2 separate regions of the Homo sapiens genome follow, and region 2 is linked to region 1. Evidence: chromatin loops called from intact Hi-C (ENCODE). Cell type or tissue: K562. All regions are shown on one strand. Links, peaks and the distances in the headings refer to the core of each region. The heading gives the core; the rest is flanking DNA. Region 1 has its middle 14 kb from the start of TSPAN13. Region 2 overlaps BZW2 (basic leucine zipper and W2 domains 2).

Region 1 (16,231 bases), core at 7,530-10,029:
ATATAGCGAGAAGCTGCCCTTGCAAACTGGGGACGGGGCCGTCACCGAGAATCCAACCATGCTGGGCCCCTGATCCTGGACTTCCCAGCCTCCAGAACTGTGAGAATGAACATTGGTTGCTTAAGCCACCCAGTCTATGATTTATTTTATTTTATTTTATTTTATTTTATTTATTTATTTATTTATTTATTTTTTGAGACAGAGTCTCGCTCTGTCGCCCAGGCTGGAGTGCAGTGGCGCGATCTCGGCTCACTGCAAGCTCCGCCTCCCGGGTTCACACCATTCTCCTGCCTCAGCCTCCCGAGTAGCTGGGACTACGGGCGCCTGCCACCAGGCCTGGCTAATTTTTTTGTATTTTTAGTAGAGACAGGGTTTCACCACGTTAGCCATGATGGTCTCGATCTTCTGACCTCGTGATCCACCTGCCTCAGCCTCCCAAAGTGCTGGGATTACAGGTGTGAGCCACCGCGCCCTGCTTATGATTTTTTTTTGTAGCAGCTGAAGCTAAGATACCAAGACGCCAATTAATACACTACGAATCCCACAGGGAAGTCCAGATTGAGCATGAAGCACAACAGCTCTGCTAGTATTCTTTCTTTCTTTCTTTCTTTCCCTTTCTTTCTTTCTTTCTTTCTTTCTTTCTTTCTTTCTTTCTTTCTTTCTTTCTTTCTTTCTTTCTTTCTTTCCTTCCTTCCTTCCTTCCTTCCTTCCTTCCTTCCTTCCTTCCTTCCTTCCTCCCTTCTTTCCTTCCTTTCTTTCCTTCTTTATTTCTATTTTCTCTTTCTTTCTTGAACTCCTGGGCTCAAGTGATACTTCTGCCTTGGCCTCTCAAAGTGCTGGGATCACAGACTTAAGGCCCAATGCTCAGCCCCTGCTGATTTTCTGAAGTCAAGTTTATGTTAATAATGTCTTTTATAGTACTTGAGATAATAATGATAAAATGTCAAATAAGTCAAAATGTCTTATTGTAGTACTTGAGATACTAGAATAAGACATAAGTCAAAATGTTTTTATAGTATTTGAGATAATTATGATAAAATATCTAGTAAGTGGGCAACATAAAATTGATCATGAACTACTTTTAGAGACAGATTAATATAACGGATACCATTAAATATGCAGTGCGCTATTGTGTTCTATAATGCTTCCATATTAGGAATCTTGTCACTCAGCCATAATTTAAACATTTGCCAAATTAAAATATATACTAATGAAATAAATACATAGGCTTCCGCAAATGTGAATGGGCAAATATAATTGTCATTTCAGCAATTATTCTAAATTCTCTATGGCCAAACAATCAATTTTCCTTTTATCTTCAAAACAACTGTGTAAGGTTGAGCTATGAATCTAACTTTGCAGCTGATAAACCATTTTAGCAAAGCTGAGTAACTCATCCAAATCTTTAGATAATAAGTCACGGAAACATGACTTCCAGGCATGGGTACTTAAGTATATGTTCTACTACCCTTAAAGAAAATGCAGAACTTTCTTTTTTCTTTTTTTAGACAGAATCTCACTCTGTAGCCCAGGCTAGAATGCAGTGGGGTGATCATGGCTCATTGGAGCCTTGACCTCCCCAGGCTCAGATGATGCTCCCAACTCAACCTCTGGAGTAGCTGGATGGACTACAGGCACATGCTACTACAGTGGCTACTTTTTGTGTTTTTTGTAGAGACGGAGTTTCACCATGTTGCCCATGCTGGTCTGAAACTACTGGGCTCAAGCGATCTGCCCACCTTGGCCTCCCAATGTGCCTGGATTACAGGTGTGAGCCACTGCAGCTGGCCCGTAACTTTCAAAGTACAAATTCTAATAAGTTTGTTTTGCAAGCCTATTATTGTATTAATAAGAAACTTAAAAATAGGCCAGTCGCGGTGGCTCACACTTGTAATCCCAGCACTTTGGGAGGCCCAGGTGGGAGGATCTCTAGAGCCCAACAATTCAAGACCAGCCCGGGCAACATGGTGAAACCTCTACAAAAAAAAAAAAAAATTTTTAATTAACTGCGTGTGGTGGCATACGCACCTTCAGTCCCAGATACTCAGGAGGCTGAGGTGGTAGGATCACTTGAGCCTGGGAGGTCAGGGTTCAGTAAGCCACAGTTGTGCCACTGCACTCCAGGGTAACAAAGTGATACCCTGTCTCAAAAACAAACAAACAAAAAACTTAAAAATGAAAATTATCTTTGAAATTTACCATATCTAATCTGTGACCTCATGGAGCTTATATTCTTGTGGGGGAAGATGAACACATAAATGCAGAGGCAACTCTTCCATTTGCAATTGTTGGGAATGCTTTGAAGAAAAAATGCAGAGTTAGAGAATTAACTTGAGAACTAAAGGGTAAAAGAAATGTAGTCAGGCCTCACTGACAAGAAAGCGGTGTAGGGACCTGGCATTTAGGGTGGGAGAGGAAGAAGAAGGATTGAGAGTGGACAATTCTGGTGGAATGGACAATGAGTCTGCATGAGGATGCTTTAAGAGACAAGAGATTTGAGGAGGCCTCAGAACAAGAAAAAGGAGAGGAGGTCAGTGGAGAGACGGAAGCAGGGGAAGTGAGGGCAGTGGACAAGTGGGCTGGGCCTAATCAGTCAAGTTACACAATTTGGATTTTATCCCAGAATTCAAAAAGCTTCTGAAAGCTCTTCAGCAAGATTGTATCATAAATTTTGTGCCAAGAGAGTAAGAGGGGAAGAAGAGAAGCTGGTCAGAGGCCATGCCAGGAACCCAGGTACAATATGAGGGGTGATTGGGCACCGTGAAAGCAGTGGAGATTTTGTGATACATTTCTTGAAAGTAAAGCAACAGGACTTGATGACTAAGTGTGAGCATGGAGTTAGGTACAGGGACACTCAGGAGGCTTCAGTGAGCCGAGATCGCACCACTGCACTCTAACCTTGGCGACAGAGCGAGACTCCGTCTCAAAAGAAAAAAAAAAGAAAAGAAAAAAAGCTAGGATTCTCCTACATGTGGCTAAGATATAGATCAGAAGTCTTATTCACTGTAACAAAATCACTAACAAATTAATCTTAAGATAGACAATTTAGAGGACGATTCAAGGAAACGCCAATACCTAAGCCCCGTTAGTGACTCTTACCGGGAAATTTGAACTGCTTATCTCTGTTGAATCTAATTTGGGTTTCCTGTAAATTTGAGTAGAATTAACTTACCCTGAACCTTTGTTATTTGAGATAAATTGCAGTGAGCTGAGTTCGTGCCGCTCCACTCCAGCCTGGGTGACAGTGCAAGACAAGACTCCATCTCAAAACAAAACAAAACAAAACAAAACAGAAAACAGCAGTACCCGTTCCCTAGCTCCTTGTTCTCCAAATTATTCATAAAAACCCTAAACTCTAAGCCTTTGGGCAGACTGATTTGAGTGATGACTCCAATTCTTCTGCGTTGGGTGGCCTTGTGTCTATTAAACTCTTTCTCTGCTGAAATGCCCCATTCTCAGTGAATTGATTTTGTCTGTGCAGTGAGCAGGAAGAACTCACCAGGCAAATACAACCCCATCATGTCATCTTTCCGTGTCAGTTCAACCAAAAGAATAATTTCACTTTTGGTGAACTGCTGTGGCCAGGCCTTTCAGAAGCCGCCTCTAAAAATTTAAGTATAAATAATTTGAGGAAAGTCTTTAATCAGTGAGTTAGAATTTCAAGGATCAAAGATAATAGGTCTCTTAAAGTCCCTCTCATCTCTATAGAGCTGTCACCAGGCTAATAGCTCAGACACTCTTAGTCTCTCTCTTTCCTGTCTTTTTCATTCTCTCTGTATGTAGCTTTGTGTTCTGTCTCTCTCTTTCTCTCTTTTCCCCCATCTCCAGTTTTAGGAATATGATATTTGTTTCTTTTCCTTTGGTGATTATCCTGTGACTGTTTCTATTTTCTGTGCCTATCCTGCTGTACTTCCTCCTGTCCCTCCCATTAAACAAATAAACAAATATTTGTTGAGCTTCTACTTTGTATTAGGCTCTGTGCTAAATTCTGGATATTTAACTAGAAATAAAACAAATAAGATTCTTGCCCTCATTTGTATACATGGTGCTTGCATTTCCCCTTTCCTTCAGTCTGTCTGCTTTTTCTTTCTCTTTTTCTTTCTACTCTTCCAACTTCATTAACTGGATATAATGTGAAATTAAATTATTTTATTTTATTCTATTTTTGAGATGGAGTCTCACTCTGTCACCCAGGCTGGAGTACTGTGACATGATCTCAGCTCACTGCTGACTCCACCTCCCAGGTTCAGGCAATTCTCCTGCCTCAATCTCCCGAGTAGCTGGGATTACAGGTGTCTGCCACCACACCCAGCTACTTTTTGTATTTTTAATAGAGATAGGGTTTCATCATGTTGGCCAGGCTGGTCTCAAACTCCTGACCTCAGGTGATTCACCCTCCTTGGCCTCCCAAAGTGTTGGGATTACAGGCGTAAGCCACAGTGCCTGGCCCCAAATTAAATTTTTTTAAATACCACTTATCTATATTGAATCTAATATTCTACCTCCTGCTCCATGTTTTAATGCATTTTTCCTTCAAAAATCAAAGTAAAATGATAACTGAAGCTAATAAAGCAGGATTTGGGGTCTTGCCCAGGATTCAAGAACATTGATAATTCTTAGCAAAATGTATTAAGATTATTTACCTCAAGTGAACTAAATAAAGATTATACTTAGTTTCATGTCATTTTAGGTCAAATTTTGCTACCAAAACAATCTCAGCACTAGATATAAAAATTTGTATAATTTTCAGAGCTTTTTAGTTTAGAATAAGCATAAAGGATTTTTCATTTGCCAAGTGCATGGCTAGTACATAACATAAACTAAAAATAAAATTCTAAGGCCTCCAACTGACTGAACAGACCATTTCTTGGCCCAAAGGACCCCAGAACTACCTTGAAAACTTGAGTTCTTGGCGATGATGGGATAAGGGTAAGACGCACATCTTATACCCCTTCTTTTGCAATCTATGATTAGATTTTCTTCCATAAGGGCTAAATAGAAACCAGCCCTTTCAAAAGATTCCACTATAGATATCAACCAACCACCTGATACTGTCGCTCACTTTTTGCCTGATAAGACAGCACGAACAATCGAGTTCCTTTGGCCAGTCTATAGAGAATATACAGTAAGGATTTTCAAGTCCTCTGCTTTACCTTTTGATGTCAGAGGGCAGAAAACTCTACCCTCAGATCATGCTAATGCCACCATTTTTTGTACATTGGACCCATGAAGGGGCATGAAGCTCAATCGCACACATGCATGTTTCTCCTTTCATAACTATTCAGGACTCCTCTTATGGCTTATTGAATATGTATATCTGGCCACCCTGCTCAGCATAAATTCCTGTTCCCCTTGTCCCTCCCTCGAAGTATTTGTTTTTGACTTCTGGTTGGAGGTTATGCTTCCCAGCTTGTCAGAATGGCCAACTTGCAGCCTGCAGCTCTTTATGAAAAATAAAGCTCTTCTTTCCAAATTTGTGTATGAACCTCATCATTCTTCAGTTGACAATAGTAAGCAATCTTAGAAATATTTGTTGGATGAAATTTCACCTATTTAATTGTCTTGTGTACCTATCAAAATATGTGCATAATGAAAGGGAACATACAAATGAAAAATAAGAGGCTTATTTCTCCCTGTTGAAAAGGGAAGAATTTTTTCTCTCCTCTTATTTTGAGCATTTACTTTAAAAAAAACTTGTAATTGTAGATACTCTCTTCTTTTGAAATGTATATAAATCCTTTTGAAGACTAGATTGAGGTTTCCAGCTTTATGACATATGAATGCCTTTTTCAAGGAACTAGGGGCCATCTCTTTGAAATGTAAACATCAGGGAGATAGCACCCTACATACTGGTTTCAGTGGAGATTATTTAGGTGGGCACCTTGCTTCAAATTGCACAACTATCTCTTCTCATAAAGATAGAAGAAGTTTGTTTTTCCTCCGCGATTTTTTTTTTTTTTTTTTTGAGATGGAATCTCACTCTGATACCCAGGCTGTGATCTCGGCTCACTGCAGCCTCCACGTCCTAGGTTCAAGTGATTCTCTTGCCTCAGCCTCTCTAGTAGATGGGATTACAGGTATGCACCACCACGCCTGGCTAATTTTTGTACTTTTAGGAGAGAAAGAGTTTCACCATGTTGGCCAAGCTGGTCTCAAACTCATGACCTAAAGTGATCTGCCTGCCTTGGCCTCCCAAAGCACTGGGATTACAGGCATGAGCCACCATGCCTGGCCTGCCCCTCTGTGATCTTTTTTTTTTAAAGAGGGATTCAAACATCTTGCGATCTGAGACACCAAAACAAATTCCCCTTTATCAACTAAGAGGAACCCTACAGTTGAGGAAACAAAATCACCTGCGGGAGTTGAGGCTCGGCTGGCAAGGCAGATTTCTGAATCCTTATGGCTCTAAACTTCCTAACAATAGGAACTGTCAGACCTCTCCCGTGATTTACAACCCAAACCACTACACTCTGACTGGACAAAGGATAGACATCTTTTCTGATAAGCTATTGCAGACTTTAAGCCATTTCAGCCAGTTTATGGAGACTTCACACACACAAACTGTCTTTGTGTTCTGTAGTTCATCTTTTGAGATAAAGAGCCAAATTTCACTTCATTTTAATGGTAAAACTTCACCACAAAGTGTACATGGAATGTATGTGACATATGTATTTACTCACTGTGCATGCACTCAGCTCCTCTCCTAAATGCGTGTAGCTTTTCCCCCCAACCTGTTGAATATCTATGACTCTATTGTGTGATACAGGCCCTGTGAGGCATAAAATCCAACCTGTCCTTCCCCTTTTCCAAGAGAGAACACCTTTGGCACATGCCAGAGAATGTCTCTTACAAGTTTGCAAACCAATATTGCCCAAAAAGCTCTCCTTTCTACTATTTAGCCATCCTGATAGCCTTTTGGATGACACTCTGGATAAAGTCAATTAACTAATATAGATAGTGTGATATGGTGAAATATGTATTTGGTTTTCTTCCTTGTTTTCTGACATACAACTCTTAAAATTCTTAGATATTCTGAAGTGATGTCTTTTTGTGTGCTAGTGAGTTGACTGATGGTCCCCTGGGTAGCTTCAGGATGGGGGTTGGTCACTGGAAATATTAAGACACAACTAGAGGACTGGGACTTTCAGCAACACCCCCCGCCTAAACTCTGGGGAGGAGAGAGGGGCTGAAGGTTAAGCTGATCACCAATGGCCAATGGTTTAATCAATCATGCCTATGTAATGAAACTTCCATGAACACCCAAAAGGACAGGGTTTGGAAAGCTTCCCACAGCTGAACATGTGGAGGCTTACAAGAGGGTGAACAAGAACTCAAGCATGTGCAGGAAGATGTGGCACCCCAATTCCACGGGGACAGAAGCTCCTGCACTCAGGACACTCCCAGACTTCACCCCATGAGTCTCTTCATCTGGCTGTTCACTTATATCCTTTAAAATATCTTTTGTAATAAACCAGTAAATGCAAGTAAGTTTCCCTGAGTTCTGTGAGCCACTCTAGCAAATTAATCGAACCCAAAGAGGGGGTCATGGGAAACCCAATTTGAAGCTGGTCAATCAGAAGTTCTGGAAGCCTGGACTTGCAACTAGTGGTAAGGAGGGGATAATCTTGGGGACTGAGCCCTCAACCTATGGGACGTGAGGCTATCTCCAGGTAGATAGCAACAGAATTGAATTAGAGGACATAGAGGACACCCTGCTGGTGTCTGCTGCTTGGTGTAGTGGGAAACCCCCTGCCCCATTTGTTCACAGATGTATTCTGTGTTGATTGTTGTATGAGGCTAGAAAAAAATGCAGACGGTCACCCCAATAGCTAGGTAAAGGTAGGATAAACTATGGTGTGACAAATGGTGTTGGCAGTCCTCTTATTTGAAAACTAATTGGCCAGTCATGGTGGCTCATCACTATAATCCCAGCACTTTGGGAGGCCGAGGTGGGAGGGTTGTTTGACTGCAGGAGTTTGAGACCAGCCTGGGCAACATAGCGAGACCTCATCTCTACAAAAGCTAAACACAATTAGCCGGACATAGTGGCACAGACCTATAGTCCCAGCTACCCTGGAGGCTGAGGTGGGAGGCTCCCTTGAGCCCTGGAGGTCGAGGTTACTGTGAGCCAAGATCACACCATGGCACTCGAGCTTGGGTGACAGAGTGAGACCCTGTCTCAAAACAGAAGTAGCTATTGCTTATCTTGAAAGCATGTATATAGTGGATTATATCTGGTTGATGATATAAGAGGGTGAGATTCCTTTTTGTTTTTGCAATCTCTTAGAAGATTGCCTATGATGTACATCACATTCTGGTTTAATGTTTATTGAGTAATAAAAGGGTTTGTTTTCTTTCTTTATTACCGTTGTGATTTCTGGTTTGGGAGAAGATTTTTTACTAACTTGATTTTTCCCAGTAATTTACACCATGATACAGTAGCCATAGTTTAAAGATAATGTTCAGCTAATTTTAATTCCTTCCTAGTATAATTAGTGGTGCTCACCAATTATTCCATCCATTTGATTCATTCTGGCCAAAGGACTGGGAGCCAAGTTGCATGAATCACTTTTGAGTGGAGTTTTTACGAGCATGTGTGTGTTCTCCAGGCTCTCTCCCTCTGGCATGATAAGATAGAAGCTGCTCAGACTGCTGGGTCACTGCATGAAGGACTGCTGCTCTGACTCAATTTTGCACGTGGGAGGAATAAACTTTCTGTTACAGCATAGTCTACCATATCTGACTAATACAGAGCCTAACCCAGACCTAGGAGTTAGACGACCAAGAGTGAAAAGAATATCAGAGAATTAAAAATAGTTCAGTGTGACTGGATCAAAGAGTGCTTGAAGGTCAGTAAGAAGAATTAGGTTGAAAGATAGATAAGGTCCAGGCTTTGAAAAACTTTGTAAACTATGTTAAGGAATCTTTAAAATGGCAAAGAGCCATTAAGGATTTTAAGCGAGAGTGACAATCAGGTCAAATTTATTTTTTAGAATGATTTCTTTTGTTGAAGGGTAGAGAATAGATGGAAGCAACTAAAGTCTGAGATAAGAAGACTACTTATAGACGCTATAGTAGCATGTCAGAAGAAAGCGATCCTGAAATAGGCAGGAACTGAGGGTGGAGAACAGGAAAGAATTAAAAGATTATAAATAGATCTCTTCCAAGGCCTTGGGAGGGATTCTGGGAATGTGTTCACATAGTCCTATCTTTTTGTAAAATTTGCAAACTTAAGATATTTAAATTTCAAACCATTAAGGCTGTTGACTCTATTACGACTTCACCTCTGCCAGGTGGCTTTATAGAGGCCATCAACATACTGAGATTTAGTTAGGGGTAAGTTGAGTTAGGGATATATTTAGATTGGACTTAGTACAATGTAGTTATATAGCCTGCAGTCACTTCCATATATAGTTAAGTCATTGCTGGTCCCATGTATGAAGGTACTTCCACTGTGTCAGTTCATGCAGTGAAACACAATGGTGCAGTGCCACAGATGGAAAAGAAATTTGTTAGGGTGTGGTAACCAGTCTCAAAGATAGCCCCCAATGCTTCCTGGTATTAATGTTATTGTGTAGTCTTCTCCTCTTGAACCTTCACTGGTAGTATTACTTTATTTTTACCCAAAAACTGTGGGAGAAGGATTGGCTGACTTCTGAGACTAAGCCCTAAAAGTCTTGGAGTTTCTGCCTGGATCTCTTGAAATATGTAGGGGAAGCAAGACATCATGTAAGAAGTTCAACTACCCTGAGATTGTCATGCTATGAGGAAGCTTAAGCCAATTATGTAGAGAAGGCCAGTATACCTCAGCTATTTCAGCCATCCCAGCTGAGGCTCCAGAGAAGTGGTGAGGAGGGCATCTTCTATGTCCAGTCCGCTAGAGCCTTCAGAGGACTCTAACCCCAGCCTCCAACTAACTGAGCAGAATGAGGAACCTCAAGTGAGAAACACTGAGCTGAGTCTAGGCAATGCACAAACTTGTGAAAGATGTTAATAAATTGTAGTTTTAAGATTCTGTGTTTTGAGGGTAGTTTGCTAGGTAGCAGCAGATAACTGCAACTGAATCACTGGCCACAAAATCTTTGCTACGACTCCTACCAAGAGGTTGAGTCTATTTCCTCTCTCCTTGGACCTGTGCTGGCCTGTGATTGCTTTGCCCAAAAGAGTACATCAGAAGTGACCCAATGCCAGTGCTGAGGCCTGTCTTTAAGAGTACTGGCAGCTTCCACTTTGTCTCAGCACAGTGAGCCACTGTGTAAGAAGTCCAACAACCTTGCTGGAGAAACCACATGGAGAGGTCCTGAGGCTGTAAGGAGGGGCAGAACATCCCGGTTGAACCCCAGCATGTGAGGCTGGACCCTCCAGACCAGACTGAGTGTCACCTGAATACCACAGAGTGACACCATAGGGGCAGAATTGGACCCCCAAGCCCTGCTTAAATTCCTTACCTACAAAATCGCGAGGTATAATAATATGGTTAGCATTTTAAGTTGCTAAATTTAGGGGTAATGTATTATATAAAAATAAATAATTGAGACAAGGAATTTCCCCAAATTTATATAGTATCACTAATAATGAATTGTGACTATAAGTTGTAAAGAAGAAAATAGTTAACATAAATTATTGATAATAAATAGCTTTAATTAACCATGCTGGAGGAAAGACTTAATTATTTTTCTATTCTCTCTGGAAAATATTACAAAACTATTGTCATATGAAGAAGATATGAAAAAGTAAGCAGCCAAAAAAGTAGGAAATGCTGGGTGTGGTGGCTCAGGCATGTAATCCCAGCACTTTGGGAGGCTGAGGAAGGTGGGTCGCTTAAGCCCAGGAGTTCGAGACCAACCTGGGCAATGTGGCGAGCAGCCTGGGAAAAATTTCTGCAAAAAAATAAAAAAATTACCTGGCATTGTGGAACATACCTGTAGTTCCACTACTCAAGAGGCTGAGCTGGGAGGGTCACCTAAGTCCAGGAGGTTGAGGTTGCAGTGAGCTGTGACCATTATCTTATCACTCCAGCCTGGGAGACAGAGTTAGACCCTGTCTCAGAAAGAAAAAAAAAAGAAAAAAAAAAGGTAGGAAAAAATGTATTATAGAGCTATTTGCATATTATAAGGCAGTTAATTAGTATAAACTATATAATATTTTTCAGGATTTTGTGAAGGAGGCTTGTGGTATATATCACCATATCATTTGTTTTGAAAATTTTTAATTTGCTGTTTTTTAAATGTAAATATTCACTTTTGTACCAAATTTTGTATTTTGTACTTTGTATTCTTTTCCTAAAAGAGCTTGAGCAAATTTTCAGAGCTCTGCAATCGAAGTCAAGATTCTACAAACTTCCAAAGGGAAAGAAAAAAAATAAAACCAAATCCGAATCACCCCATACAAAGAATCAAAATGGCTTTGGACCTTTCTACACCACTGGAAGATAAAATTTAATAGCAAACAGCCCTCAAACTTCTAGCAGGAAATAATTTCCAACGGTGTAGAATTTAATACACTGTGAAGCCCTTTATCAAAAGAGAGAGAATAAAAGTATTTTCTGACTGGTGTATAATAGGGCTTTAAACATTTCAACCATTCACCTTATTTCGGAAAAGTACTAAACAATGTGTTCCAGTGTATTTGCACTTGTGTAAACAGGATATGACTTAACTCTGACACACTTTTATTTCCAAAAACTCTGTGTCTTTGTCGTAGGTTGTATCTAGTAGACTTTGTCAGAAATATCACAAACACACAATTGGTAAATTTTGGCAGTAACAGCCAATATGCAAAGTCCTCTGAAGTGAAATGAGAAAGGTCACTTCACCATCTGCGTTCTCTAATAAACAGCTATGGTTCTAAAGAAAAATGTGTGTAAGAAATTAAGTTTGAAAAAATACACAGATGGTTTTACTATTTTTTTCTATGATAACATTGTTTATATAATCTAAAACTCAGATTACTGGCACATTAGGCTATAAGTATTTATCTTACCTTCACTGGTCTCTTTTATAGCTTAATCATAAAGTAATCATCTGGGTATGCTATCAACATGCAGGGGTTCAGACCCTGTGGTCCTTTCCAATCACTATTTTCCCGCCCCTGGACCCCCAAAATGCGTGACTCCCCTGACTTTTATGATTATCAAGCCCTCACTTTTATTCATAATTTCACTCTTTGACATTCATCCCTAAACACTGTAAGTTTATATGTTTTTGTTCTATAAAGAGAATCATACAATATATATTTTTGTATTTCTGGTTTCTTTTACTCAACTCTATCTTTGTAAGACACATTCATATTGTTGCCGTAGCTGTATTTTTTTGTTTGTTTGTTTCTAGTATTGGATAGGTTTCTGTTATGTGAATGTACCATGATTTAGTTATCCATTTCTATTATTAATGAATATTTGAGTTGTTTCCAGTTTGGAGGATTACCAGTACACCAGGAGCTGCATTAGACTGATCAATCTGACTTTTAGGACTCATAAATTCTTCATAGATAAGAGACAGAAAGATGTTTTTATAAAACTTAAGAACATTTAATCACCCTTATAAATGCCAGGGTTACTTTCATTTTCTTAAACACAATGACAGTTTATTTAAATAAACTCAGCTGGCCACTTTAATTGCACTTTCCCCTGTTCATTCTTACCTATTACTCTCCGATTTATGTGTATTAATTGAGGCAGTATTGATGCAGGATATTTCTTGGCCACTTTGCCAACCAGGGACCTCCACAACTTTTGATGCCCCTCTCCCCTCACCTGGGCCTTGCTCAGGCCCAGGCCTGCCACTGGAGGCACCCCACCCACTTGGCCCACCGTTCTATAGCTTGTACCCATGTTCAGTGGCTCCCGAGCACTTGTCACAAGTCCAAGAAAAATGAGGATACACTGACAATTGAAGGGTGAGGATGGGCAGAGAAGAATTTTATTGAGCAACGGAACAGCTCTCAGTGGAGAGGGGAAGTGGTGGGGGAAATGGTCCCCCACTCCCACAGTCGGGTAGTTTCTCTCCCAGTGTGGCTGAGGGCAGGACTTCTATGGCTTCAGAATAGGGGAGTGTGTACTGATTGGTTTGTGAGTGAGTATGTAGAGAAAGCCTAAAGCAAAGGCAATACTCAAAGGTGGGCACAGCAGGGGAGAAAACCAATTCAGAAAGGGTAGGTATATGTACAATAGGTGAAGGGTGGAGATCAATCAGAGGAAAGCATGCCAAATAGGAAGACAGGTTCTCAATCTGGTCTGTGGATTTACCCTGCACTTGTAGCTGGGCTTTAAACTGTCTTTGGCTTGAAGGTTCGGTTTCACCGGGGACCCTCCCCTATCTGCCTAGGCATCTGCCTGCCTCCTGTCACTATCAGCATTATTAGCTTTCAGAGCCAAACATGCATCTGTTGAAGTGGCCTTTGGACAAATAAATACAACACATTGGCCTACAATATTCAAAATGGAAACAGATTCAGGCCTCAGAATCCAAAAGGGAGTAAAAGACCAATGGAAAGGGAGGATGCAGAGAATAAAGAGGCAAAGAGTAGGTAGATTATTCAGTCATTAAAGCTGATTGTCCCCCTCACTGAAGGCAGGTTGTCAGTGGCCAGGCTGGATTTGTCTGGTTGTCGAGCTGGATTTGCTCTTTAGGCTCTGGAATTATATGTAATACCGTAGTAGCTAAATATACCACTAAAAATACTCACTTCTAGAAATTTAGAATTGGGATGTTAGTGCTGATATAATCTAACCAGATGGTCAAATAGATATGTATGTTTTATTCTTGCTGGCATTATATGAAGGAAAAAGAAAAAAAGAATTTACATCCAACATCTGGCTGGTAAAAGCCAGAAAAAAACTTCATGTTTAATTTGTGGTTGGAAGAAAAACATTTTCTGAAATTGAATTCTGGTTTGAAGTCCTCTGGTGTGAACAGTGACACATCCTGCATAGCAAAAGGGAAACTTACTATTATTGTAGGAGCAATGAATGTGTTGCATTTAATGGCTAATGTTTGGCAATACGTTCAAAAGAGTAGGATAACACAGAGAAAATAGAGCAAAGGGTAGACTTAGAAGGAGAGAGACTTCTGTTGTTGATCAGCTTCTTTGTCTCATTGTCAGCCAAGAAGCTCCCTGCCTATGCTTCATTCAATCCTAAAGATTGCAAATCATTACAAAGGAAAGTTTCCAGTTCTTTTCTTTGTTTGCTTAGGAAGCAGCAGAATCAGAGGAAAAATGGAAAAAGGTGTAATAAAAAATCTGTCATTAGAAAAAATTTAACCGAATCAATCCACTTAAAATCATTGACAGATATTTTTTAAATGGTCAATTTGTTTAATAATAATATTTGATTAGCTAAGAAAATATTACACTGAAGTTTATAGCAATGTGGACTATAGTTGAAGCAATTTAAAATTAACTATACCACTGATATTTTATGTGGCTATAACTTATCTATGATAAACAATTAGATAAGCAATTATAAGTTTATCTAATTTCATGTTTATATTTTGGAGGTCAAGAAAGTATTTTGGTAGGGTCGGTAACAGTGCTGTATAACAGTTTAGGAGTAATTTAGCTTAGGATTTATTGAGGACGATCAGATCCTAGTGTTCAATTATTATTATTTTTTTCCTCCTATGGTCTTGTCTGAAAAGGATTGAATAATATTTGGGATTTTTTTTTTGTTTGTGTGTGTTTGTTTTTTAGAGAAAGGATCTCCCTATGTTGCCCAGGCTGGACTCAAACTTCTGGGCTCAAGTGATCCTCCCACCTCAGCCCTCTGATTAACCAGGACTACAGGCATGTGGCACTTCACCTGACTGCCATGTTGAATTATTTAAAAATAAATGTTGACCTTAAGTTTGAATAATAAGAATTTCATAAATTTGAGTTAATGTCAACTAAACCTTAACCATGAAAAGAGTTTTACAATAAGAATTTTAAAAATCTGGCCAGGTGCGATGGCTCATGCCTATAATCCCAGCACTTTGGGAGGCTGAGGCGGGCCAATCACCTGAGGTCAGGAGTTCAAGACCAGCCCGGCCAAAGTGGTGAAATCCTGTCTCTACTAAAAATACAAAAATTAGCTGGGCATGGTGGCACGTGCCTGTAATCCCAACTAGGCAGGAGGATTGCTTGAACCTGGGAGACGGAAGTTGCAGTGAGCCGAGATCGCACCACTGCATTCTAGCCTGAGCGACAGGGCGAGACCCTGTCCCCCGCAACACAAAAAAAAAAGAATAAAGAAAAGAAAAGAATTATTAAAATCTGAAATTGATTACCCAGTGAAGTGAGAGAATTTTCTTCCCTGATAAAATGATGAAGACTGCAAAACTGAAAGATGGTTTGAAATGTGACTAGAGAAATCTTTGTAGAATACAGGGAAAAAATGTAATCAGAATTATTTTTCAAGAAAATGTACTTCTCAGATCTATTGTGGGGAGCATAAATGAAGCCAGTCCCATGTTATACTCTGAAATCCATCACAGCATTTGTGCTGATATTTCCAGCCTGTGACAGCGTGGCAGGAACACTAAGGCAGGGTCATTCCAGGAGAGCATGTGGGATTTCTCTGACATCTGGCTTGGACTCCCTGTTGGCCTTGCCAAATCTCCTTAAAACTGCACTGCAGTCATAGACCCTTCCTTCCCTCCTCTCTCTCCCCTTCCTTTCTTCTCTTGCCTTATTCTCTCTCTCCTTCACAGATGTCAAACCTGCACTGTGGTCTTTTAGCTCTCCCAGCCTCCAAGAGTTCCCTCCCTATTTCCCCTCATGGACATTTCTCCTAATTAATTGCTTGCACATCTAACCCAGTTTTGGCATCTGCTTCTCAGAAGATCTAGACTAATGCACAAGAATTCTGTTATTGCCCTGACTCAAAAACATGTATATATACGTATATACATTTTTAAAAAGTATATATATATATATATATATATATATATACTTTTTTTTTTTTGAGAAGAGTTTTGCTCTTGTCGCCCAGGCTGGGTTACAGTGGCACTATCTTGGCTCACTGCAACCTCCACCTCCCGGGTTCAAGTGATTCTCCTGCCTCAGCCTCCCAAGTAGCTGGGATTACAGGTGCCCACCACCACACCCTGTTAATTTTTTGTATTCTTAGTAGAGACGGGGTTTCACCATGTTGGCCAGGCTGGTCTGGAACTCCTGACCTCAGGTGATCCACCCACCTCGGCGTCCCAAAGTGCTGTGATTACAGGCGTGAATCACTGTGCCCGGCCTCAAA
Region 2 (16,231 bases), core at 7,273-9,772, 80 kb before region 1:
AGTGCTTGCTGCATCCCTATTGACTAGTACCAGACCTGGTATATTTGGCAAACAAATAAATGAATGATTCTCTGTAGGTTTAAACCTTTTTCTTTTGAGACGGAGTTTCGCTGTTGTTGCCCAGTCTGGAGTGCGATGGTGTGATCTCGGCTGACTGGCTGACTGTAACCTCTGTCTCCTGGGTTCAAGTGATTCTCCTGCCTCAGCCTACCGAGTAGCTGGGATTACAGGCGCCTGCCACCATGCCTGGCTAATTTTTGTATTTTTAGTACAGACGGGGTTTCACCATGTTGGCCAGGCTGGTTTCGAACACCTGACCTCAGGTGATTCGCCCGCCTTGGCTTCCCAAAGTGCTGGGATTACAGGCATGAGCCACCATACCTGGCTTAAACCTTTTTAAAATGTATGATTCAGAGAGCTTGTAGCTCTGTACTAGTTCTTTTTTATTTCCTTTAATTCAATTTTGTATGGTCCACTTCTGTAAAGTTGTGTTGGGGAATCCAGTCCCATGTCATCAGCGTGCCCTAGACTAGGCTTGGCATTTCTATCCAGTTCATGCTCTCATTATGTAATAAGCATGCATATGGAAAGTAACTTTGTGTGTGTGTGTGTGTGTGTGTAGCCCTTCAAATAAAGCTTCACCTGCTAGACAGGCTTGGGCAGGTCCCCTTCTGGGAGGATGGGAGTTTCTTGGTTGAGAGAACTAGTAAGTGAGCCAATATTTGGACTCATGCCCACCACCACCTTTGAGCTTCCTGAAGGTCCACTATTACGATTTTTAAGCAATTGCTCCAAAACAGAATTCTCTCACTGTCTACCAGTCTAGGCCTTACTTTTCTTTTTATTTCTTTTTTTTCTGAAGATTTTATTTTCCTCTTTTCCATGATTAAAAATCCTCTGAAGAGAGGCAAACACTTCAACACTCTTTTACTTTAATAACTTGTCTTCTGACTTCCCACTGGAGTAATAGTCACCAACACTCCCATCAGTTTTGTGTCTGTCTTAAACTAACTTGCTCTCTGGCATTGCCACTCCACTTCTTGCTGATTTTCATCTCCTGGTTCTCCTCACCTCAGTTAGCAAGGCCAGTGTTGTGTGTGCTGTCCATAGCTCCTTTCCTCTAGGTGGAAAGTAAATCTCATATAAAATCATCTTTCTCCTCTACTATGTAAAGCTCAACATGTATTTAGGTATCTTCCAGTGAAAAAGCACTTTTCTGGAGGAAGGAACATTGGAGATGAGAATACTCATTAATAATAAATATTACTTTTGTCTTCAGTGGAGGTGAAAATCTCGAATGCATAGGCATTTTCTAAAAGGTTACATAGGATGATGTTAAAGGGTTTAAATTATTATCATCTCCATGGAGTGGGGCTAGGATATAAGGTCAAGAGTGAAAGATTGGGAAGAGCACTACCCTTCTGTACTGTGTTGGGGTTTTTTGTTTGTTTGATTTTGTTTTGTTTTTGCCATCAGTGTGTTATTACTTTAAAGTTTTAAATCACTAGTTAAAATAATATAGAGACTGGCTGGGCATGGTGACTCATGCCTGTAATCCCATCGCTTTGGGTGGCCAAGGTGGGCAGATCACTTGAGGCCAGGAGTTCGAGACCAGCCTGGCCAACATGGCAAAACCCCATCTCTACAAAAAAAAAAAAAAAAAAAAAAAAAAAATACAAAAATTAATTACTTGGGAGACTGAGGCACGAGAATCCAAGGGAGGCAGAGTTTGCAGTGAGCTGAGATTGTGCCACTACACTCCAGCCTGGGTGACAGAGTAAGACTCTGTCTCAAAAAGTAATAATAATAATATAGAGACCATCTTGCTTTTTTCTAAGCTTAAAATTATAATATTATTAACAAATTTCAAGGACATTTCCTTCTCTATAAGAGTTTCTGCTTTTCCTAAAGTGATGCAATGGAACAGATGACTTTTAAAATAAAGATTCAGAGAATATCACTGAATCAAGTTATATAACTCCAAGTCCAAATGCAAATCATTTTTAAATTGTATTTTAGCATAATATGAGAAAAGATGGTAGAATTTAATTTTAATTTTTTTCTGTATATAACCCCCCCCCCCCAAAAAAAAACGGATGATATTTATTTATTTATGAGACGGAGTCTTGCTCTGTCAGCCAGGCTGTGATACAGTGGCATGATCTTGGCTCACTGCAACCTCTGCCTCCAGGGTTCAAGTGATTCTCATGCCTCAGCCTCCCAAGTAGCTGGGGTTACAGGCGTGCAACACCATGCCTGGCTAATTGTTTTTTTTTTTTTTAGTGGATACACGGTTTCACCATGTTGCCCAGGCTTGTCTCAAACTCCTGACCTCAGGTGATCCGCCTGCCTCAGCCTCCCAAAGTGCTGGGATTACAGGCATAAGCCACCGTGCCCAGCCTGTATACTATACTGTGTTTAAGTGTGAACAGTGGTCATTACTGAAAGTTAGACTGATAGATTTTTTCTAATTTTTCCTTAAATATTCTATAATATACATGATGAGCTGACCTTATAATCAGTGATTTTTAAAGGTTACCTCTCACTTTCAAATAAAGATGCTGTTGTTTCTCAGCTTAATCACCTACTTTTTTGCTTCTGTTCAGTATTTTGTCATAAAAACCTGGTTGGACACACCAGATAGCTTCAAAGTGGCCACCTACTTTTTTCAATGGATTAGACTCTGAATGATCTCTGGCGACTTTCTAAAATTAAATCCTCTATCAAACAAGGAAATTTCTCATCATTGAGTATAGTCAAAAGAATGATCTGTAGACTCCAGAGGAAATTCTAAAAAAAGTTTCATAAATCTATTAATTAAAAGGGGTTTTGTTTAATGGAAGCATTATTAGTTCATAGTTTTTCTTTATTGAAGGAAGAAATTACTTTGATGGGTAAATGCTGGAAAATGTTTTTTTAAATTACTTAAGTTACTATGTAACATTTTTGTTTTTAACTGACATATAGTAATTTTTCATATGTGGGGTACAGTGTGGTGTTTCCATATACATATACATTGTGTAATAATTAAATCAGGGTGATTAGCATATTCATTACATTGAACACTCATCATTTCTTTCTGGTAAGAACAATCAAAATCCTTTCTTCTAGCTCTTTTGTAGTATATGATACATTATTGTTAACTATAATAACTCTATTGTGCAATAGAACACTAGAGCTTATTCTTCCTAACTGTAACTCTGTACCTGTTCACCAATCTTTCCCCATCCCCACCTCACTCCTATTCTCCTGTCTCCAGGAAACTACTATTCTACTCTCTACTTCTGTGATACCAACTTTTTTAGATTCTACATGAGTGAGATCATATGATATTTGCCTCCCAAAGTGCTGGGATTACAGATCGGAGCCACCATGCCATGCCCTAAAATACATATGGCTTCCTGTGTTTGCCATTGCTCCAGGGTTCTATGTGTACATAATCAGTTTTATTTCTTAATCATTTGAGAGTAGGTTGCATACACTTTCTGCCTTTATCTCTTATTTCTTCAGTATTTATTCTGTAAAAATAAGATACTTTTCTTACAGAACCACAGTGCAAAAAAAAATTCAGTAAATTTTAACATAGATACCATAATTTTATCTTTATACTCCAACTTCTTAGGTTGTCTCAATAGTCATATATATGTGTGTGTGTGTGTATGTATATATACATATATATGTGTGTATATATATAAATGACTATATATATATATACATAAATATTTTTTCCCAGTACAGCATTCAGTCCAGGAATGTGTATTGCATTTAGCAATGCACCTTTAATTCTCCTGGAACAGTTCTTCAACCTTTGTTTTGGAAAGACGTTATCATTGATGAAGAATACAGACCAGTTACTTTGGAGAATGTCCCTAGATATACATCTGTTTCCTCATGATTAGCTATTCAGGTCATGTGTTTTTGTCTGGGGTACCACATGAGCAATATGTCCTTCTAAGTGTAAAACATCTGGAGTTGTAGTGATTGTATGTTGTCCTTTGGTTAAGGTATGGTCTTGTTTTTCCAATATGTAGTTATATTTTTAAAAAAATTTATGTGAAGATGCTTGGAGGCTATGTAAGTATCCTGTTGATCATCAAGCACTCCCCAGCGCGCGCGCGCACACACACACACACACACACACACACACACACACACACACAAGTAGGTTTAGCATACATTGATTACTCTTGCATGAATCAGTTTTTTATTTAATTGTTGCAAAATGGTGATTTTCTAATTCAATGTTTCATTCTCTGTTTATTAGTTGACATTCTACTGAAGGAAAATCTTTCACTTACTTCCCTTTCCTTGTGTACTGAAAAATTTGTTTTCTTTAAAATGAAGCTAAAAGTTATGAGCATGGACCTATGGGTTTGTATTTTTTTGAATGGGTTATTAGCTATTATCCTTAGTTATTTGGGTCCTCAAATTGCCCTGGGCTAGGCCAGTGGAATTGTCCTCAAGATGGCTCTTATGTTGTTTTGATCTAGCTTGATTTTTTTTTAGACACTTTTGAATTTGCCAACACAAGACATCCCAGGATCATAGTGAATCTCCCCTGCTCCAGCCTTGGAGTCAGCCATTTATCCAAGAAACTTTGGTTTCTCTCAGTAGGGAATGATAGTTAGATCCTGTGGCACATATCTTTTTATGCAAAAATGTTATTATTGCTCGTGACTCTTTGAGAATTGGTTTGAACTTCAAAAGAGGTTAAAACGTTTTCACTTAAGTATATACAATTTTCTAATTATAGAAAGGATATGCATTTATTTTACAGAAAATATAGACAAGTATAGGTAAGAAGAATAAGAGGTGCCTTGAACCCACTACTCATGTTGACCACCATTGGACGTAAATGTATTTTACATAGCCAAGATCACATCATGTATATAGAATATTGCATTTTGCTGTATCTACATAGCATGTCATTGTTTTCTCAAAGTCATAGAAATTAACATTTTTAAGTCACACATTGTATATTAAAATTTCTCTTTTCTTTCTTGTTTTTGTTTCCATTGATGCAATATCCTAAAGTAGAAAAAGTTTGTCTGCTGGTGTTGAGCTTCTTTTTCTGCTCTCTTTAAAACCCATATTCTTGCCTATCCTCTGCCCTTCCACTAAATTGCATAAGATGTAAAATTACCAATTTCAGAAATAAATTGTTAGTATCAGAGACTGGGAAACATGTATTTTGTACATTCTAACTGTACTTTTGGTTTGAGATATGACTATCTAGTGATAAACTTTTTTTTTTCTAAAATTTGACACCAGTATTTGGCAAATACGAGTAAGTAGTTCAATAAAATATGTGCTTAGTTGCCACTGGTATGTTCAGATCTGGGTGCAAAATTTTCAGCCCTTGAGAGCAGGGACCACCTCTGGCTTTGCTCACCATTGTTTCCTCTCTACAGTAGGGTTTCTCAACCTCAGCACTTCACTGACATTTCAGACCTAAGGGTCTTAACGTATCGAGAGCAGAAGTTTTAGGGCATTTTGTTAAAGTACCCTGAAACATTATATTTGAGGGACGGGTTTTCTAAAAGCCAAAGTATGCTACAATGTGGGTAGTGTATATGTGTTTGTGTCTTCAGAGTGTTGAAAGACCTAAGAATGACATCAGTAAAATTAGACCATCTGGAAGATTGAATGAGCTGGCTAGCCCTTGGGGGAAGGGCAGGGCCTGGGAGATAACCCATCTGGGGAAAGTGCAAGGGCCCAGAGGAAGGAATGCACATGCCTTAAGGGACCTCTTAGAAAAGTAGAATTGCAGTAACTAGAGACCAGGAAGTGATTCCTAGAATGAAAGGATTTTAGGAATTAATTTATACTTCTTAAAAGTTTTTGAAAATAGCTTCACTGAGATAAAGTAAGTGACATTGTGTAGTTGCCTTAATTTGTTTCTACATGGATATTTAAAATGTAATTTTTGTAATATTTTTATTTTTATTTAAAAGGAAATTTTAAAAACAAGCATTCAAGCATTTACAACTTAGGTCTTCTAATTAGTTTAAGGTGTAAAGTAGTTTTGGAAGTATTATAATAAAATGAAAACTTTCTCATGGTGCCTTTATGTTTTCTGAAAGGAGATTTGCATTAACAGCTCTAAGGGAAAAATAAGGTCAAATGCTCTTTTTTCTAATATAAAAATATTGCTGTCGGCCAGGCGCAGTGGCTTATGCCTGTAATCCCAGCACTTTGGGAGGCCGGGGTGGGCAGATCATGAGGTCAGGAGATTGAGATCAGCCTGTCCAACATAGTGAAACCCCGTCTGTACTAAAAATACAAAAATTAGCCGGGCATGGTGGCGTGCAACTGTAATCCCAGCTACTTGGGAGGCTGAGGCAGGAGAATCACTTGAACCCAGGAGGTGGAGGTTGTAGTGAGCCAAGATCGCACCACTGCACTCCAGCCTGGGCAACAGAGCAAGAATCCGTCTCAGAAAAATGTATATATATATATATATTTATATGTTGCTGTCATTTCCCTATTCCTTTCATTCTTATCCTGAATAATATAAAAGAATAAAAATAACTTAAAAAAAAAAAGCATTAAACAGGATCAGGTGAGGAATCCCAGCAATTTGGGAGGCTGAGGCAGGAGGACTGCTTGAGCTCAAGAGTTCGAGACCAGCCTGGGCAACATGGCGAAACTCTTAAAAACTAAAAAAAAACAATAAAAAAAGTATATTCTCCTCAAAAATGTATATATTTTCCAGTGAAGAACTTTAATGGTGGACTCTTTACTTGTGCCAACTATCTACCTTATAAAGAGTTATTAAAGCCCAAATAACTCGTGTCATGTTTTGAATTTTAATTTTTTTTCAATTATTATAAATACTACAACTTTCATAGTATTTGTTAGTAATTAAGCTTTTTGTACTGGCTGAGTGATTTTGAGTAGGCAGAGGCTGTTACAAAATCATGATAAGGATATTAAACAAGCTAATGTTATTTCAGGCAACAAATTGTATAGTGTTATTATAGGCATATAGTTAGTTTGTTGCTTAGAGTGTCAATAATTTAAACTTTTAGAACCAACTTAATTATTTTTTGTTTCTTTGGAGAGAATGATAATACAATGTTATCAACCCAAAAGATTCCTAGATTCCTTTATTTTCTGTAAAGGATTTTATGTTACTTGTTCTTTTAATTTTAGCATTAATGGAAAGGAAAATGTTGTATAGTTATGGGTAATTTTTAAAGTTTATTTTAATAGTAGATAATTTTACTCATTTAAAATATAGAATAAAAGGTAATTCTTGAAACTTGTTATTAAATACAAAGTACTTCATGAGAACACTGCAGTGAAGTGTCTCAATTTTATTGAGTTTTGTGTGTTGTTATTATATCTTTATGAAACGTTTTATACTTTGGGAATGATATTGTTGCCCTATAATTTTTGTTTTTATTTTTTTATTTTTTTTTTTATTATACTTTAAGTTCTAGGGTACATGTGCACAACGTGCAGGTTTGTTACATATGTATACAGGTGCCATGTTGGTGTGCTGCACCCATTAACTCGTCATTAACATTAGGTATATCTCCCAATGCTATCCCTTCCCCCTCCCCCACCCCACAACAGGCCCCTTCCTGTGTCCACGTGTTCTCATTGTTCAGTTCCCACCTATGAGTGAGAACATGCGGTGTTTGGTTTTTTGTCCTTCAGATAGTTTGCTGAGAATGATGGTTTCCAGCTTCATCCATGTCCCTACAAAGGACATGAACTCATCCTTTTTTATGTTGTTGCCCTATAATTTTTAGACTCCAAAGTCTTTTTTCCACCTTGGGCAACATGGGGAAACCCTGTCTCTATCAAAATATATAAAAAATTAGCCGGGCCTGGTAGTGTGCCTGTAGTCCTAGCTACTTGGGAGGATCTTTTGAGCCCACGTGGTCGGGGCTGCAGTGAGCAGATATCACACCCCTGCATTTTAGCCTGGGTGACAGAGCGAGACTCCATATTTAAAAAAAAAAAAAAAAAGGTCTTTTTTTCCTAAAGTCTTAAACAGTATTGACTGCACACAGAGTGTTACTTTGGAATGTGGTAATTTTTCTTTTTTCCTCACTCTAGCCACCTGGCTTTGAAATTTGTGCAGACTACTCTTCGAGCTACTTTATTTGAAAAATATTAATTAAAAATTTCTATTCTTTAGATGTATTTTTATCTTTGTATCAAATTTAAGTGTTTTGGGACATAAGAATTGCACAGCCTAACATAAGTAACCATTAGCCACACTGTTTAAATTTAGTTAATGGAAATAAAATAAAATTAAACATTTATTTGTCTAGTCACTAGCCGCATTTCAAGGGATCAGTAGTGGCTACTATATTAGATAGTGCTGATAGAGAACGTTTCCATCATCACAGACACTTCTATTGGATACAATGCGCTAGAATAGGAGTTCACAAAGGACCTCCTGGGGGTCCAATCTGGTCCACCACTTGTTGTGTTAATATGAAGTTTTACTGGAATACAGCCATGACCATTTGTCTGCATATTGTCCATGGCTGCTTTCACACTGTAACAGCAGAATTGAGTGGTTGGAACAGAAACCTTATATCCCTCAGAGAGAGTAAAATATTTTTCTTTTATTTCTTTACAAAAAATGTTGTGTTCCCTGCTTTAGAGTATATATGCTCATAAAGTTGTTTGAATAACATATGCATAGCACATGTTAGTAATATAGCATGTTACGTAAGGCAGGTTATCATAGTTCAAAGATGAGTCATACCAGAGCAGTCAAAAATAGAATCTAAGACCAAAGTGCTGGATAATTAGACAGGAGCAGTCATTCCCTTGTAGGGACAACTAGAAGGTAAGTCCTCTGGTAGATCAGTTTCTTTCCAAAATGGAGAGAACTAAAGAAGAGTCCCAGGTAAGACTGATCAGTCTACATCGAAGGTGCTAATCCACTTAAGGTGGGCTGGGTAACTGGAAGGATTAGTGCACAGTTGCTATGAGATGCATCTGTGCCAGTGTGGCTCATTGTCACACCTGGGCCCAGAGTCTCATTGCAAGTTAAGGGACCGAATTTGAAAAAGATGCTAGGACAGTTAGAAGATTAACAGACTGAGGTAGGTAACAGAAATAAATGTAATAGGTTAGACCTAAAAACCTTTCAATTTACACTTAAAATAGGAATTTATGCAAAAGTGTTCGATTCATTAATATAGTATCAAGTTTCTAAATATTTGATTGATTGGATCATTTTAGTATTCTTATCGCCTTCTTTTACCTTGTGGAGTATCCAAGAAATGTAGTCTCTTAGGTGACATGTGAAATACTTAAGTCCATTTTGTTTACCATTTCACATACAATTTTAATATTATTTTAAACCATGGAACTGTTCCATTTTGGTAGAATATGTGTGTATTTTGTGTGTGGCTTATAGTTTTTAAAACAGAAGCCAAATTGTCATGATGCATAGGTTGTACCACCATGGGGATTTGTCTCTGAGGATACTGTTAAACTTTTATTTTTTTAAACTTAAGTATTTTTAGTTATTAGATTTGAAAATACATTGTAGGGCAGTGTACTAACAGCCTTTGACATTGGCCTAATAGAACTGTCTTTGTTATCTTCCTAGGTTGAAGCGAGCAGTTTCTTATTCAAAGTGTCCTTGCTTCTCTTAGGCCAGGGCTTTTATAAGGGCTTAGTGAGTACCTTATAAAGGCTGACCCTTACTGGAGCAGATTATAGTGTAGCATGAAGAGCTAAATTTAGAGGGAAGTGGGGCCTCTGCTCCAAATAGTAACAGCTAAAGGATAGACACTCTTGGAGAGCAGAATATCTTTATTTAGTCTGTCACCACCAGTGGGTGAGTTTTTGTTTGTTTGTGTTAATTTTGGGTGTTATACCAAAGTCTTTGCATACATTTTTATGTTTACATGTTATCATGTGTTTCTCCACATGGAATGTATCGAGGGTATGAAAAGTAAGCCCACATACCTGGGTTATAAAGAAACAAACTTTTATGCTTAGAAAGGAAGTAAGTATAAAAGCTAAACATTTGAAAATAGAGTAATTCTTTCATATGCTGTGTTTGGTGGTACTTCTCCATTAACAGAAAAAAGAAAAACAAGGTGCAAAGAGTTAATTAGGGAATTCCATGAGTTTGTGTTCTAAACCCCAAAACAAAACTTTTAGGAAGGACTCACACTTTAGAATTTTTGAAATTACAAATTAAAAACCATTTTTAGCCTGGCACAGTGGTGTGCGCCTGTAATCCTAGTTACTCAAGAGGCTGAGATGAGAGAATTGCTTGAGTCCAGGAGTTTGAAGTCACCCTGGTCAACATAGTAACACCCTCATCTCTAAGGAGGTAGAGAGAGAGAAAAAAGGAAGGAAGGAAGGAGAGAGAAAGAAAAAGAAAGGACGGAAAGAAAGAAGAAAAACATCTTTGGCAGAGAAGTCTGCTGGAGAGATTTCTGTCCAGTTGAGCTACATTCTTTTTGCATCTTGGTACAAGACCCAACACCCAAATTCTTGACACATATTTTTCTTTGCTAACACAAATATATTTTGTATAATATTTGTGTTTGGGAGATATGGAGACAATAATATGTATATCATCATCACTTTTGCAACAATAAAGTATTGGCTGATTCAGAGTGAATCTGTTTATAATGCCAGCAGGAAAGTTTCTGAATGAAACTTTTGCAGTGAATATAAATGATGCATTAGAAGCTCTATTTTCAACATCCATCAAATGAAATGGGAATTCATTGATTAAGTTTATAGCATTTGTAATGATTTCGATATGTTGCTGTTGCCCCCATACACATAAGCAATCAATTACTTTATTCTTACACTGGTCTGTGTTTCTACTGTTTGAACTATTACATTGTGTTGCAAATGTTTGAATTTTATCCTTCCTAGTGAGTTTCTCGAGGGCATGGATTCTGGCTTAATAACCTTTGTATCCCCAAGCGTGATGTATTAAGTTCATTTTACTTTATAGGGTTGGCAAAAATTATTTCTCAAGCCATGTAATTACTTTTTTTGTTTTATGTGACTTTTGATTAGTTTCTCTTCTAAAATAATGATTAACTTGACGTTTTCAATAATAAACAGATTTTTTATTATGTGAAGCTACAAGTTTCTCTTTTATGTGTAAGAAGGAAAATTTGGTACATAAATAATTTTTTCATGTTCTTAAGGATTTTTTAAAAAAAACTTTTGGGAGTAATTAAATTACTTGAATAATGTAAATTTTTTATTGTTTGATGGTATAAGTAATTAAGGAAATCTAGACATTTCCAAGTGAATATCTAAAAGCTTTGGAAGGTAATTAAATAATTTGCTTGAATAATGCATGTTATATTGAATGTTTGGACTTCATAATTGAAGCAATCTAGACATATTTTCAGTTTATAATATTTAAGTCAGCAAGCATATTCTCAGTTTTTAAGAAGTCTTGTGGAGCAGGCCTTACATTTTTTCAAAGATAATATATTGCAATTTTTAAATTGTGTATTAAATCCAGTAAAATAGTATAAAGTACTCAAATCCCTGTCCATTAAGGTAAACCAAAAAGATAAAAAATCTATTAACAGTTTCTTGTAGCCTTCTTAAATTGTTATTGCATAGAAAACCATATATTCTATACACCCTCCTTTTAACCAAGTACTTTACATTCTTTTATTCAGCTTGCTTTTTTCCACTATCAATATCCCTTGAGCATCTTTCCATAACAGTCCAGCAACTTATTTGAAAAGTATTTATTATATGTTTATACTTTGCTCAATATAAAAGATACAGAATGGAGGAGCTAAAGGAGCTCTATGGAATAAAAACCTACAAGGTTCCTGTCCTAGTGGAGGTTACACTCATGGAGGGTATAGACCCCAGACAAAGAGATAATAATAAAATGGCAGGCACTGCTAAAGAAAAACAAAGCCAAGTAAGGAGAGCTAGTGACAACAGGCCACTTTGGTGGAGATGGTCAGAGAAGACCTCCATTTTCAGGGAGGCATTTGAATGATTGCAAGGAGATAGCCATGTGGACAGCTGGGGACGATCTTTCCTGAAAGAGAGGCAGGAACAGAGCCTCAGAAGCCAGACCTTATCTGGCCTATTGGAAGAACAACAAAGAGATCAATGTGACTGGAACTCAATGAGCGATGAGACGAGATGTGTATTGAACATACATATACCGTCAGAAAGGTAGCCAGGATCAGAAATGTGGTACAGTTAGATCTAATTCTTGCTTTCATAAAGCTTCGTGGTGTTCCACTTGGTGCCTAAATTATAACTTATTTGAGGACATTTCATGTTCCATTTTTTATGTATACAACAATGCTGCAACTAAATCCTTTTACATATACAAGTATATTTGCATTCTTGTGTGAATATAGCTACAGGATAAATTCCTGGTAGAGTACTGCTGGACCAAGGTTATGCCCATGTAAATGTTTATAGTAAATACTCACCAAAATTTTCCTCAAAGTATTTCATGGAGTTTAACCTTTACATCAAAGTTGGTGTCTGTGGTTGTTTTTCCTATGTCCTTTGCCAACACTGAGTATTAGTAAACTTTAAAATTTTTGCTAGTCCAAGTTAAAATTAGATCTCATTTTTAAAAGTGTATTTATGCCGGGCGCCGTGGCTCACGCCTGTAATCCCAACAGTTTGTGAGGCCAAGGTGGGTGGATCACAAGGTCTGGAGTTCAAGACCTGGCCACCATGGTGAAACCCCGTCTCTACTAAAAATACAAAAATTAGCTGGGCGTGGTGGCTCACGCTTGTAGTCCCAGCTACTCAGGAGGCTGAGGCAGGATAATCACTTGAACCCGGGATGCAGAGGTTGCAGTGAGCTGAGATCACACCACTGCACTCCCACCTGGGCGACAGCGAGACTCTGTCTCAATTGAAAAAAAAAAAGAGGCATATTCAGTAATGAGTGAGGTTGAACATATGTTCAACCAAACTTATTGGCCATATGTTTTCCATATAAACTGCTTATCTGAAATACATAATCTTTATTTTCTTTGTTTTCAGAAATTTTATGAATAAGCATCAGAAGCCAGTGCTAACAGGCCAGCGGTTCAAAACTCGGAAAAGGGGTAGGTTGTGTGTGTGTGTGTGTGTGTGTTTAAAGTTGTAACCAAAATATAAGATTGGAGAAGAATCTGAATGATCCCTGTTTCCCCCAGCCTCACTGATTCTACTCATTTGAGCTCTGAGTGTAGAATCTGAAGTGCTTTAGTGAAACCATAGAACTGCCAGTTACTTGTTGGACAAGTTATTTAATTTGCCTGTGCTACTTGTTTTCATCTACAGAATGGGATAGATATCTCTGTTCAGGTTGTCTTAGGAGGTTATGAAGGCAATTGATAAATTTTACTGGTTTTGACATTAGCATTGTATTTGGTTTTTGCTTTCTTTGTCGTTTTATGAAAACGTTGATGGCAAAGATGATAAAATGAAAAGTAAATTAGGAAGTGAGATATTGAAGAGTTTTTTAATTTTTCAGAAATGAAGAAGTCAAAATAAATCTACTGCCCTAAATTCCCCTTAAAAACCATATTTTCAAGTGTCTTCAATTGTGGTAAGAGTAGTTATAGACCCATTTTGATGATGACTGGTAAAATTTCTATTTGTGTGAGTGACTGTTTTTTTATAATGTTCATCTTAGCATTCTTTTTGTGTAAATAATATTTTATATATTTTTTTAGAGACAGGGTCTTGCACTGTCACCCAGGTTGGAGTGCAGTGGTGTGATGATAGCTCACTGCATCCTCAAACACCTGGGCTCAAGTGGTCCTTTCACCTCAGCCTCCCAAGTAGCTGGGACTATAGGTGCACACCACCACACCTGGCTACGTTTTAAAAAAATTTTTTTGTAGAGACAGGGTCTCAAACTCCTGGCCTCAAGCAGTCCTCCTCCCTTGGCCTCCCAAAGTGCTGAGATTGTGGATGTGAGCCACTGCACCTGGCCTGTATAAAAGACTTTTATTTATTTATTTATTTATTTATTTATTTAGAGACGGAGTCTTGCTCCGTCGTCAGGCTGGAGTGCAGTGGCGCCATCTCGGCTCACTGCAACCTCCTCCTCCCAGGTTCAAGCGATTCTCCTGCCTCAGCCTCCCAAGTAGCTGGGATTACAGGCAACCGCCATCATACCCAGCTAATTTTTGTATTTTAAGTACAGACGGGGTTTCACCATATTGGCCAGGCTGGTCTCGATCTCCTGACCTTGTGATCCGCCTATTTATTTATTATTAATTAATTAGTGGCTTATTTATTTTTGAAATAGGGTCTTGCTCTGACACCTAGGCTGGAATACAGTGGTGCCATGACAGCTACTGCAGACTCAACCTCCTGGGCTCCAGTGCTCCTCCCACCTCAGCCACCCAAGGAGCCACTTTTGTGTGGAGACAAGGTCTTGCTATGTTGTTGAAGCTGGGTTCAAGCGATGTTCATGTCTTAGCCTCCCAGAGTGATGGGATTACAGGCATGAGCCACTACACCAAGCCAAGAATATTTTAAACATGATTTTATATTTAGTCAGTTTTGCATAATTATATAGAGGTCCTCTTGGATGTAAGAATAGCTGAACTGGGGCCAGGCGTGGTGGCTCATGCCTGTAATCCCAACACTTTGGGAGGCCGAGGCGAGTGGATCACCTAAGGTTGGTAGTTTGAGACCAGCCTGACCAACATGGAGAAACCCAGTCTCTACTAAAAGTACAAAATTAGCCAGGCGTGGTGGCGCATGCCTGTAATCCCAGCTATTCTGGAGGCTGAGGCAAGGAGAATCGCTTGAACCCAGGATTGGGAGGTCAGTGAGCCGACATTGCACCACTGCACTGCAGCCTGGGCAACGAGTGAAGCTCCATCTCAAAAAAAAAAAAACAAAAAAAAAAACGCTGAACTGGAACTCAATAGGGAAACTTTTTCAAAGAGGAAACATGATGTGAGTGATTAAATTAAATAAAGTTGAAGGGAATTACTGAAAAATATTTAAGGAAGTATGTATAAAGGTAAAAGATGTTGGAGCAGAATCACATGTAATGATCTTGCAGGACTAAATTATCTCTTTAATAACTGACTTTATATGCCTTTGGCAGTCAGTGCTAAGCAGCCTGTGTTCTCTTGCAGTGCTGTCTCCATTTAAGTAACAAGTCTAGTCACGTAGACGGAAAAGAAATTGCAATATAATAGATCATTTGGATCAGAAGAGTTTGTAAGAGTCACTAGGAAGCAGTAAGACTGAATTTAACTGTGTGCTATCTGCTGGGAAGCTTCATGTTCAAAGTAAAATATAAAAATTAAAAAAAATTCAAGTGACCGGAAAATAGTTACTTTGTACAGTTTTTCTGTTTTGCACTCTCCCTTTTCTATTTTTTTCATTTCTGGCCTATCCGCATGAGAAGAATAAGTACAAGTATAGCCTGAGCCACTTCTCTATTTAGTCCTCATCTTACTCTTACAAATTGTGCCCCACTACATTGCCCCTTGCCATCTGGAAGCAGATATCAAACACAAAGTGCTAACCAGAATTCATTGTCTTATTGTTTAAAGCAGTCTTGGAAAAAAGGACATGGATGATTTTAAAAGGATTTATCAGTAATGACCAATATAGTTCAGAAACCTAATTACAGTGAAGGTATTGTGGAGCCTAGTAATGTGATAATAGCTAATATATGCCCAGCTATGAGGCACAGAAACGTTGGCTATTGCCTGCCGCTGGGGGATCGTGTTAATCTCAGAGCTGGATCTCCACCTCAAGCATCTTTATTAGTGTGACGCTAATTCACTGGAACTGAGCTCAAGAGAGGGCCTCAGAATGTGTTGCACAACAGCAGACGTGAGTCAGCGAGTAAACTGGCCCTTACGTTTGTCTTCAGTTAAGAACCAGAAAGTTTTCTCTCCTTCAGAACCGGTTTGCCTCTGAATCACTTGGTGGTCAAGATTGTGCTGTTGGAGTGCTCAGGGAGAGCCACTGAGAAATATATATTATTTGCCAGTTGATCTAGATTCATATAACTCATATCTCTTGGGGATTGAAGCAACACTTGAGCCATTTTGTGCCAAACTCCTGATGGGGGAATAAAAATTGAGTCAACTTCATTTTCTGCTCTTCTTAGTAGTGAAACGCCTCCTGATGATTTCTCATCCTTAACTTTTCTTTGCTATTATGAAGGGGCTGACATCAAATAAGTGATTAGCAATTTTGTAGAGCTGGGGAAAATTACTACTGAGGATATTTCAAGGTCCTTGTGATAGGC

Evidence for each region. A loop is a pair of places that touch in the nucleus more often than their neighbours do. Peaks named below come from ENCODE experiments on the same cell type or tissue, not always from the same donor. Only the 100,000 strongest peaks of a DNase experiment are listed, where the experiment ranks them.
Region 2: a loop joins it to region 1, with 1.8 times the contacts of the local background. A loop is called at or near these places in 2 of 110 quality-filtered maps.

Annotation. Positions count from the first base shown.
Region 1 is chr7:16,731,759-16,747,989 of GRCh38, forward strand. No RefSeq gene overlaps it. Among named protein-coding and RNA genes, the nearest start is that of TSPAN13, 14 kb to the right of the region's middle. In K562, for the core only: no CTCF peak of the experiment used is centred there; a DNase peak (open chromatin) is centred at 8,653.
Region 2 is chr7:16,652,438-16,668,668 of GRCh38, forward strand. It overlaps BZW2 (basic leucine zipper and W2 domains 2), which reads left to right. Exons shown (of 12, transcript NM_014038.3): 2 at 13,000-13,064. The coding sequence starts at 13,007. Among named protein-coding and RNA genes, the nearest start is that of BZW2, 14 kb to the left of the region's middle. RefSeq lists an enhancer at 5,315-5,898. In K562, for the core only: no CTCF peak of the experiment used is centred there; a DNase peak (open chromatin) is centred at 8,754; H3K4me3 peaks cover 216 bases.